2 separate regions of the Homo sapiens genome follow, and region 1 is linked to region 2. A link is a contact called in ENCODE Hi-C data. All regions are on one chromosome and are shown on one strand. Each heading gives the region's core, a stretch centred on a gene start or an enhancer-like site at or near the end of the contact. The rest is flanking DNA. Distances are from core to core; before and after follow the strand shown.

Region 1 (5,031 bases), core at 2,307-4,806, 420 kb after region 2:
TGTGAAATCTTTTTCTAAAGCATCTTTCCCTTGATCCTTCTTTCATATTATCAAACATCTCAAACATACACAAAAATAGAGATAATAGCAGAAAAAGGTCACTCATCCACTCCCCAGCTCCAATAAATCTTTGCCACACTTACTTTATGTATTTATTTTGGCTGAAACATTTTAAAGAAGATCTCAGATACTATGTCATTTCATCCCTACGTAGGTCAGCTTCATCACCTCATATGTCATAATCAATTCTACAGTTTTAGTTCAGCCATTTCTGGGGTTAAACAGATTTCAGCTAAATTTCAACAGAAGATCATCTTAATATTGGCAAAGTAAAATGTCACTATTGGTTAATTGGGGGCCCTATCTGGGGCTGCACTTCCCTCGGCGGGGAGCGGGTTGGGGGCACTATCCCAGACTGTATTGCCGGCAGCAGTGAGGAGGGTTAAGGGTACTATCCAGGGCTGCACTGCCCACGGGGGCGGGTGGGATGTTTCGGGTTGAGGGCGCTATGGGGTGCGGGGAGGGGGACGGTTTGGTGTGTGCTTTAGCTAGGATTTTGCTTCAGCTAGGATTTCCAGTACTATGTTAAGTAACAGTGGTGACAGTGGGCATCCTTATCATGTTCCAGATCTTAGAGGAAGAGCTTTCCATATATCCCCATCCCATGTGATTCTAGCTGTGGGTCTCTCTCGTGTGGTTTTTATTATGGTGAGGTATGTTTCTTCTGTATCCAGATTTTTGATGATTTATTTATAGCATGAAGGGATGCTGAATTTCATCAGATGCTTTTTCAGTTTCAATTGACACGATTGTACCGTTTTTGTCCTTTATTCGGTTGATATGGTGTATCCCTCTGATTTTGTGTTGAATGGCCCTTGCATCTCAGGGATACATCCCACTTGGTCATGATGAATTATCTTTTTAATGTATTGTTGAATTTGATTTGCTGGCATTTTGTTGAGGATTTTTGTATCAATATTAGAGATACTGGCCTGTAGTTTCCTTGTTTGATGTCTTTGTCTGATTTTGGTATTATGGTAATAATGGCCTCATAGAATAAGTTTGGAAGTATTCCCTCCTGTTTTTCAAAATAGTTTTGAGTAGTATTGGTACTAGGTCTGCCCTCCTGTTTTTCAAAATAGCTTTGAGTAGGATCGGTACTAGGTCTGTGAATGTGTGGTGTGAAGCCATCAGCAGTGAAGCCATCGGTTCCTGGGCTTTTCTTTACTGGGAGACTTTTTCTGATGGCTTCAATCTCATTATTTGTTACCGATCTGTTCAGGTCTTCGATGTTTTCATGGTTCAACCTAGGTAGATTGTATGCGTCTAGGAATTTGTCAGTTTCTACTAGGCTTTTTAATTAATTGGCCTATTAAATAGGCAGTTATGATCCTTTGCATTTCTGAAGCATCAGTTGTAATGTCTCCTTTTTTTATCTCTTGATTTTATTTATTTGAATCTTCTCTTTTTCTTAGTTAGCCTGACTAAAAGTTTGTCAATTTTGTTTAACTTTCCAGAAAGCCAACTTTTTGTTTAGTCTTGTGTTTTTTTATTTCAATTTTATTTTTGCTACAATCTTTATTATTTATGTTGGGTTTAGTTTGTTCTTTACTAGTTGTTTAAGGTGTATTGTTTATTTGAAGTTTTTCTTCTGTTTGGATGGTAGGCACTTATAGCTATACATTTCTGCCTTTCTACTGCTTTTTGTGTGTCATAAGTTTTGGTATATTGTGTTTTCATTACCATTTGTTTCAAGAAATTTTTCAATTGCCATCTTAGTATCTTCATTGACCCACTAGTCATTCATTCACGAATGGATTGTTTAACTTCCATGTGATTGTATGGTTTCCAAAATCACTCTCTTACTTATATCTAGTTTTATTCCTTTGTAGTCAAAGAAGATGGCCATGGAGACAGCAGCGTGGTTGAAGTGGTAGGAGGCGGCCGTCAGCAAGAGCTGCTCTGTGCCTGGCAGCTGGAGGCTAGAGCCTGTGGCGCAGCGGCTCGCCTCACTGTGGTTGGTGGTGGCGGCGACAGAGACTGCAGCACTACCAGAGTGGTACGACAGGGGCTATCTGGGGCTGGACTTCTCACAGTGGGGGGTGCGTTGGGGGTACTCTCAGAGGTGTCACTGCCTGCGTTGGGTGTACCTGTTGGTAGCACTATATGGGGCTGTGCTGCCCATGGCGGGGAGTGGGTTATGGGTGCTCTCTGGGGCTGCAGTGCCCGTGGAGGAGGACAGGTTAGGGGCACTAATCAGGTACTATGCTGCTGGCGGCTTTGTTGGGGGTGGAAGTGGGGGGCGCTATTGAGGCAGGACTAGCCATGGAGGGGGGCTAGTTGGGTGCTGTTGGGGGCTGCACTGCTGGCGGTGGTTGGTAGAGGTGGCAGCGACAGTGGTGGCATCCAAGGAAGGAGCAATTCTCCTCTCCCTGGACTCCACACTCCAGAGGGCGACCTCCTGTTGCTCATACTGGAGTGTGGCAGGTGCACAGTGTTTCCGTGGGAATCCTAAGCATGGCAGAGCCCACACCTGCCATGGTTACTGGGCCTGTGCATTCTGGGTCTGTGCCACAGAGCCTGCCTGGCACCTCTGGGTATGGAGTAGTGGACACCACAGGGAACAGGGCCCTGTGCGTGGAGGCGTCCAGAATGGGAATTGGCACCTGGATGCAGAGGGTTGGCTTGATCTCTGAGTTTCTGCTGCTCCTGCTCAACAAGGAGTGCAGCCCCGGTGGGCCCAGCGGCTCCTGTGGAGTGGGGAGCTGGGATCTGTGGTGTCTCCAGCACCCACCTTAGGCCCCAGTTCCTGGCTAGCTTGGGCCAAAAGGAGAGGCTGGACTTTGGAGGCTGGGTGTGAGTGCCTTTGCTGAAACTGGCCTCTGCCACCCAGTGGCTCACATGACAAGGTGAGGCTCTGACGCTACCACCCTTTGCATCTTCCTCTAGGCTCTTCTGGCTTTGTCTGCCCAGCTGCTCCATGCCAGGAGGAGGAGGAGACACCTGCCATACACTGAAGGTTGCAACACTGCAGCTCGCCTCACTGAAGCATGCCAGAGAGGTAGGAGGGTGGCAACACTAGGAAGGCAGGTGGCAGCAGCCAGGGTGGGGGCAGGCCTATGGCAGTGGTGGAGCTGCGGCAGTGGCCAGGTGGCAGGAGCCTTGTAGGGAGGGCCGGTGCATTGGCATTCAGCCTGGCCCCGCCCTGTCCTGGACTGCCCTACTGTTACCTGGCTGTCTTGGCCCTGCCCTACCCTGCCCTGGCCCCACCCTGGCCCTGTCTTAGCCCTGTGTTATTGTGTCCCTGCCCTGGCCCTGCCCTTGCACTGGCCCTTCCCTGGCTCAGGCTGTGGCCCTGCGTCTGCCCTGGACCTTCCCTGAATCTGTGCTGGCCCGGCCTTGGCTCTGATCTGCTCCTTGTGCTGACCCTGGGCCTGCCATGGCCCTGGCCCTGCCAAAGGTCATGGTCCTGGTCCTGTTCTGGCCCTGACCTGGACTTGGACATGTCCTGGCCCTGATTTGTCCCAGCCCTGCCTTGGCCCGTCCCTGCCCTGGCCCCACCATGTCCCTGCCTGTTCTGCCCTCTGCCGGCAATGACCTCGCCCTGCCATGGCCCAGTTGTGCCATTGCCCTGCCTTACCCTGCCCTGGTTGTCCCCTGGCCCCTCCTGGCACTGGCCGCTCCATGGGCCTGCCCTGACTCTGCCGTGGCTTTTGCCCGGCCCTCACTATGGCCTGGTTCTGGCCCTGTCCTGGCCCCGCCCAGGCCCTGGCCCTGACCCTGGTCCTTCCATATCCCTGGCCCTGACCGTTATCCAGGCCCTGTCCCTGCTGCTGCCATATCCCTGGCCTGGGACCTGGCCCTGCCAGGGACGTGCCCTGACTCTGCCATGGCTCTGGCCCTACTCCGCCTTAGTCCTGGTCCCGACCTAGACCCTTTCCTGGCTCTGCCCTGGCCATGGTCGAAATGTCCTGGTCCTGAGCTGGCACTGGTCGGTCCCTGGTCTTGGCACCACACGCTCTGCCGTGCTCTGGCTGTGTCATCACCCTGCCCTGGACCTGCCCTTGTCCTACTCTGGTTTGACCCTGCCATGGACCTACCTTGGCCCTCACGCTAGCCTTGGCTAGGCCGTGCTCTGGACCTGGCCGTAGCCCAGACCTGGTTCTGGCCCTGGCCCTTGCCCTGGCCTTTGTCCTGCCATAGCCCTGGCCCTGGCCCTGAACTGGACTTGGAGATGTCCTGGCCCTGAAGTGACCTGGCCCTGCCTTGGCCTATCCCTGCCCTGCCCCTACCATCACCTTGCCCTGTTCTGCCCTGTCCCGGCAGTGACCCAGCCTTGCCATTGCCCTGCCCTACCCTGACTTGGCTGTTCCCTGGCTTGGCTCTGGACCTGGCTGTGCCCTGGACATCCTCGGACACTGCCTCAGCCCTGGCACTAGCCTGGCCCTGCCTTGGCATCATGGGCCCTGCCCTGTCTATGGACCAGCTCTGGTCCTGTCCTGCACTGGCCATACCACGCCCTTCCCTGCCCTGACTCAGCCCTGGCCTTGGCCTTACCCCTGGTCCTGCCATATTTCTCATCCTGTCCCTACCCTGGCCTTGGCCCTGACCCTTACCCTGCTCTGGCCCTGCCCTTGTTCTGGCCCTACCCTTGCCCTACCCCAGACCCTGCTCCTGTCCTGGCCCTGGCCCTTCCCTGCTTGAAACCTTACCCTGGTTCTGCCCTGGCCCTGACCCTGAAATGCCTGGCCCCACCCTGGCCTTGCACTGCTTGGCCCTTCCCCTGATTCTGGCCCTGTCACCGTCCTAGCCCCAGCCCTGTCACTGGTCTTGCCGTGGCCCAGACCCTTCCTTGGCCCTGCCCTGCCCCTGTTCTGGACCCTGGTTGTACCATGAACCTGCACTGTCCTTGCCCGTGTTTTGCTCCTGCCCCAAACCTGGTCCTGCCCCTGCCATGGTGATGGTCCTGGCTCTGCCCTGGCCATTCCCTGGCCCTGCCCTGGTATTGGCAATGTCCTGGCCCTGCCCTGG
Region 2 (4,528 bases), core at 251-2,750:
AAGAAAATGCAACAATTCCTGTTGCAAAGAATATTTTGTTGAATGGGTTACTGCATCTCAGCAAACACACTTTGGGGAGTGACAGAACAAAATCAGAAACCAATGTGGAGCACAACATCAGGGTCCATGAGATATTAGACATCCATGCCTGAACCAGGGAGCACCTGTGCCTTCGGTAGACATCAGTTGTCGACAAAAGACATGTGATTCAGTAAAAATAAAGTTCAGTGGCGAAATGAATCCTGAAAATAATTTAGAGAAAGAGAAACTAGAGTGCTGTGTTTGGTAGCAACAAGTTTGTCAGCGGGGTCTGAGAGAGAGAGAGAGAGAGAGAGAGCTGTCAGTATGGAAAAGATTAGGCTAAAGAGCCAGAAATGCCAGGAGCCCCCAAAATCTGACTGGCCACTGTAGTTTCAGCATATAAAAGTCAAAGTCGCCAAAACTTTTAAGCCAGAGTCTGCTAACCAAATGTGACTGAGGCAGGAGTCTCAATCGATAGAGGTTTATTTAACCAGAGTTTGGGGATATGCCCAGGAAAAACATGAGTTAGAGGAGTATCTGTAATCCGAGCTTTCCAAAGAAGGTTGTGGAGACTCAGTATTTAAAGGGGAAAAAAAAACAGCAGGAAGGAAGGGAGGGAGGGAGTGGAGGCACTAAGACAAATGGCTACACTTCCTTGTGAGCAATTCGTGACAGAGGCCATGTGAGAACCTGGCTGATGGATGAGGCTATGACACAGGGTCGTGAAGTTGTAGCTGTCTGTCTGGGAACAAAAGAAAGGTGGTATTGTGTGACTCACTTCACAAGCTTAACTTTCCCTTTGGCATACTGAGTTTCGGGGTCCCAAGATTTTATTTTCTTCTACAAGACTAATTTGCACCTTCTGCAACACATGTACGCTAAGTGTGGATGAAAAACACAGAGCCTCTAACAGATTGTGAACAGACAAAGGCTCATACTTTATGATAAGGACTAGAAATAAATTAAGAGGATACAGAGCCAGAGCGTGGCAGGGAGGCACTGTGAGATAGGAAAATGAGAGGTCTTTTTGCTGAGCCCTAGACGACATCTGCAGGAGGCAGGAACTGACTGTGGGTTCTGAGGCAGGTGACCAGCCAGCAGGGCTGTGGAGCCTAAGGCAGGTGACCAGCCATGGCTGTGGGGTCTGGGGCGGGTGGCTGGCCACAGGCAGCACAGCAGGGCTGGCGGCAGACATGGCTTTCGTCTGTTTTCTAATTCTAACTGCTTTGTGGAGAGTAGATTGGAGTCAGGCAAGCAACCAAGAAAAACGGCCAGTGCGGCCCACTTGAGAGATGCCTTGGTCCAGCAGGGCTGTGAGAATGGGAGTGTGGGTGGTGGACCTGAGCCCCGGGGCCCCTTGGCCCTTTCCTCATTTCAGATGGGCTACTCAAGAGACAGAAGCCAAACACATTTGACAGACGCTGCCGCTCAGGCCCGGGATCTCCCTAGAGACACCGTCTTCTCCTTTTCTCCGCCAGCCGGCCAGGCTGGTCAGCAAGACCAGACTTGCTTCTGCTGGCTGAGGCTTGGCCACACCCTAAATGTGCAGAGTGCCAGCCTGATGTGGGAGAGGAGGGTGAACAGGGTGGACTGGGCCTCCAATGCCATGCCCTGCACTCTATCTCTGCCTGCTCCCTGCCTTTCAGGGCAACTGGAACCCACCCTGCAGGCTGGCCCCTCCGGCCCTCCTCATTTACACCAAACACGTGGCTGGGGAACCGTGAAGCATGAAGAGGAAGGAGTTCGACAGTTTGCCGCTCTCTGTACCTTCCCTCTCCCCCAGCCCCAGCCTGTGGCGTGCAGCCCTGCTGGCGCTAACCTTCCCTGGTTACTGTCCTCCCCTCCAACTGCTGCGGAACCAGCCTCTAACTGCCTGCACTTCCAACTGCCACTGACTCAGAACCTTCTCAGGGTTCTTGCTGCGATCCAAGCTGAGCTCAGCCCCTCCACCCGTCTTTTTCTTCTTACTCTCCTTGAGCTCTCTGGTCTCTGCCCAGACCTCGCTGGTTCTCTCAAGGTTTCTAACTGGGGCTGAGGGCTGGCAGTCATCTTCACGTGCGGATCTTGAGCTTTCTCAACACCCAAGCCTTTTGAATACCCACCGAAATACGCTGTCAAAAACAGCTCAGGACCACACGACAATCTCTTAAAAAGAATATTTTGCTACGGAAGCAGAAAATCAAATTCTCACATCAAATATCACACATTGTCACGTAAAGGTGCTCTGAAGCCAGCTCTGCCCTGGATGGCTGCCCTCTCCCTGCCGAGCTCACTGGGCTTCCTGCTGGCCTGGGTCCTATATCATTTCATCCTCCCCCCAGATACCACACTCTCTCCTCTTCATAGCCAAATTTCTTGAAAAGTTTGCTAATTGTTAGGCGCTATTAATATATTTTATCACTTTGGGACGTAGCTCTGAGCAGCTCATTCTAAGACTCTGTTGGCGCTCTTTGTATTGTCAAGCTCTGTAATACACAATGGTGCTACAAAGACAAATTTAGACACAACACCTTTAAGGAATTCCGAGGGACCTAGGCAAAGTGCTCTGTGAAAACACAGAAGGAAGCAACCAGCAGCCTAGAAAGGTCTGGAGGGTCGTCTAAAGAAAAGGGGCTTGAGTTAAATTGGGAAGCATGAAGAGGAAGTCCCCAAGAAAGAAACTGGGAAAGACAACAATGATGGCTCTCACTGTGAAGACAGTGGAGTGTCTATCAGACAGCAAGGCCGAGATCACGGCTGGCTTCAGAAGGGCCTGCAGCCGCCACCTGGAAACCCCCAGCACTGTCCAGGTCTTGCCTCTGCTCCTCTTTGAGCATGCATTTCCTTCTTTTCTCTCCATGACCGGGGCGTCCCCTGATGCCCCTGGGCTGCCCCACAGCTCCTGAGTCTGCACATCACGTGCCAAAACAGAGGAGGAATGGCTTTCTTGATACTAATTCTTGTACCAAGAATGATTCATCTACAGTCAAGGTTCCACCCTGACCCGATTAAGTATGGCTAAGGGGATGGAGTCAGCATGAACACGCCAGCCGGGCCCACACTGGTAGAGGGGTATTGTGGCCTCCAAGTGAGGCAGGCAGTGGGCTGAGCCCACCCATCAGAGATGGATAATAGACTGGAGCTACCACAGAGCAGGTTTTGATTTTAAGTCTTTGCTCCTATAATAAGCTATCTCTGAACCGGGAGAAACAAACTCCCTCTTGCGCTTGGGTCTTTGCCACTAGGCTCTCTGGGAACCACTAAAGTAAGAATGAGCTGTGTATCTGTACAGATCCGGAGGCTCGGCCCTCCCTGCCTGCCTCCTGGGTGTCTGGTTTGATGCCTGGGTCCAGATGTGGGGGGCAAGGGACAGCTTTGGCCTTAGCCCCTGAAGGTTCTCTGAAAAATAACGGACATGAGGCAGATTGATTAACAGGAGAAAATGCATACAAATGTACTTAACGCGTACCCACAGGAGCCTTCAGAATGAAGTCCCAACCCCCCAGTAAGGTATAGAAGTTTCTAGACCATCTTGAGGTTATAGAAAGAACACAGGCTCAGCGCATGACCAAAACCAGGTTTTAGAGGCAGGACAGGTTATGGCCAGCAAAGGCGGTCTAGATGAAGCCCCTCATAATACAGCCCCAGAGGAAATAGATGGTAAATGTTCCCTTTCAGACCTTTGGAAGTGTCAGAGTCTCAGTCTCTCTTAGATTGAGGAAAGGCCTAGAAAGGGAAGGCCTGGCTGCAACAATGGAGATTCTCTACAGACGCAAATTTCTCCCACAAGACAGCTTTGCAGGGCCATTTCAGTCTGCTGGTCCTACGGCAGCCATTTCAAAAGAAGTCAAAGAAATATATTTTGGGGCAAAATATTTTGACTTTCTTCAATGGTCAGTCACTCATTTGGTGGTGCTGTTGTTCCTAGGACTGGGAGCCCTCCCAAACTCTTCCTAACACCACCTCCATAGAGGGAGCTGCTGCCATGAACAGAGGCGCCCATGCTGACCAAAGCAGTGCCGGGCTTCCGCAGACAGCACTGCCGGGAATCTCCCTCAACCATTTCCAACACTGGATGGGTGCTGTGAACTGGACAGCTGCCAGGATGTTGCCAAAGCCTGCCACGCCCAGTGGACCCACTGTGTTTCTGATGCAGACGACCCTGTCTCTGTCCTGGAGTCACGCGGGACCAAGCTGTGCAGCTGCTTTTCCAATACTTTTAGGGAGTGGGCTCCACCTTGCTCCTTTCCCCATGCATGGCAGGGTGCATTCCTAAAACTGAAGCCTATCTGAATTCCCACAACACCCCTGACACGTAGGTACTCCAGGTAAAACTGTAGGCTTTACTCATGCCACATGTAATGGGTACTGACCCCCAACACATTAGAGTGGGTGCCCAAGGGATAAATGGTAGTAGGGGCTGGGGATAAAGCAAGAAAGATGAGAAATGAGGTGTAGGGGTCTTGCACAGACCAGGGATGATAATGGGCCAAGAACCAAAGAGTATGAATAATTCAGCCTCATCTTC

Evidence for each region. Hi-C counts contacts between places; a loop is a spot of excess contacts on that map. Pooled maps may share reads with other maps.
Region 1: a loop to region 2 is called in a pooled map, with 2.8 times the contacts of the local background. The contact joins two enhancer-like sites. A Hi-C loop is called at or near these places in 2 of 50 pooled maps.

Annotation. Positions count from the first base shown.
Region 1 is chr18:12,083,280-12,088,310 of GRCh38, forward strand. No RefSeq gene overlaps it. Among named protein-coding and RNA genes, the nearest start is that of ANKRD62, 8.0 kb to the right of the region's middle. RefSeq lists an enhancer at 2,889-3,621. Within about 2 kb of position 3,557, at least 4 of the 41 ENCODE cell types and tissues checked have a DNase peak (open chromatin) inside an H3K27ac peak, as active enhancers do.
Region 2 is chr18:11,668,296-11,672,823 of GRCh38, forward strand. No RefSeq gene overlaps it. Among named protein-coding and RNA genes, the nearest start is that of MIR7153, 16 kb to the left of the region's middle. Within about 2 kb of position 1,501, at least 2 of the 41 ENCODE cell types and tissues checked have a DNase peak (open chromatin) inside an H3K27ac peak, as active enhancers do.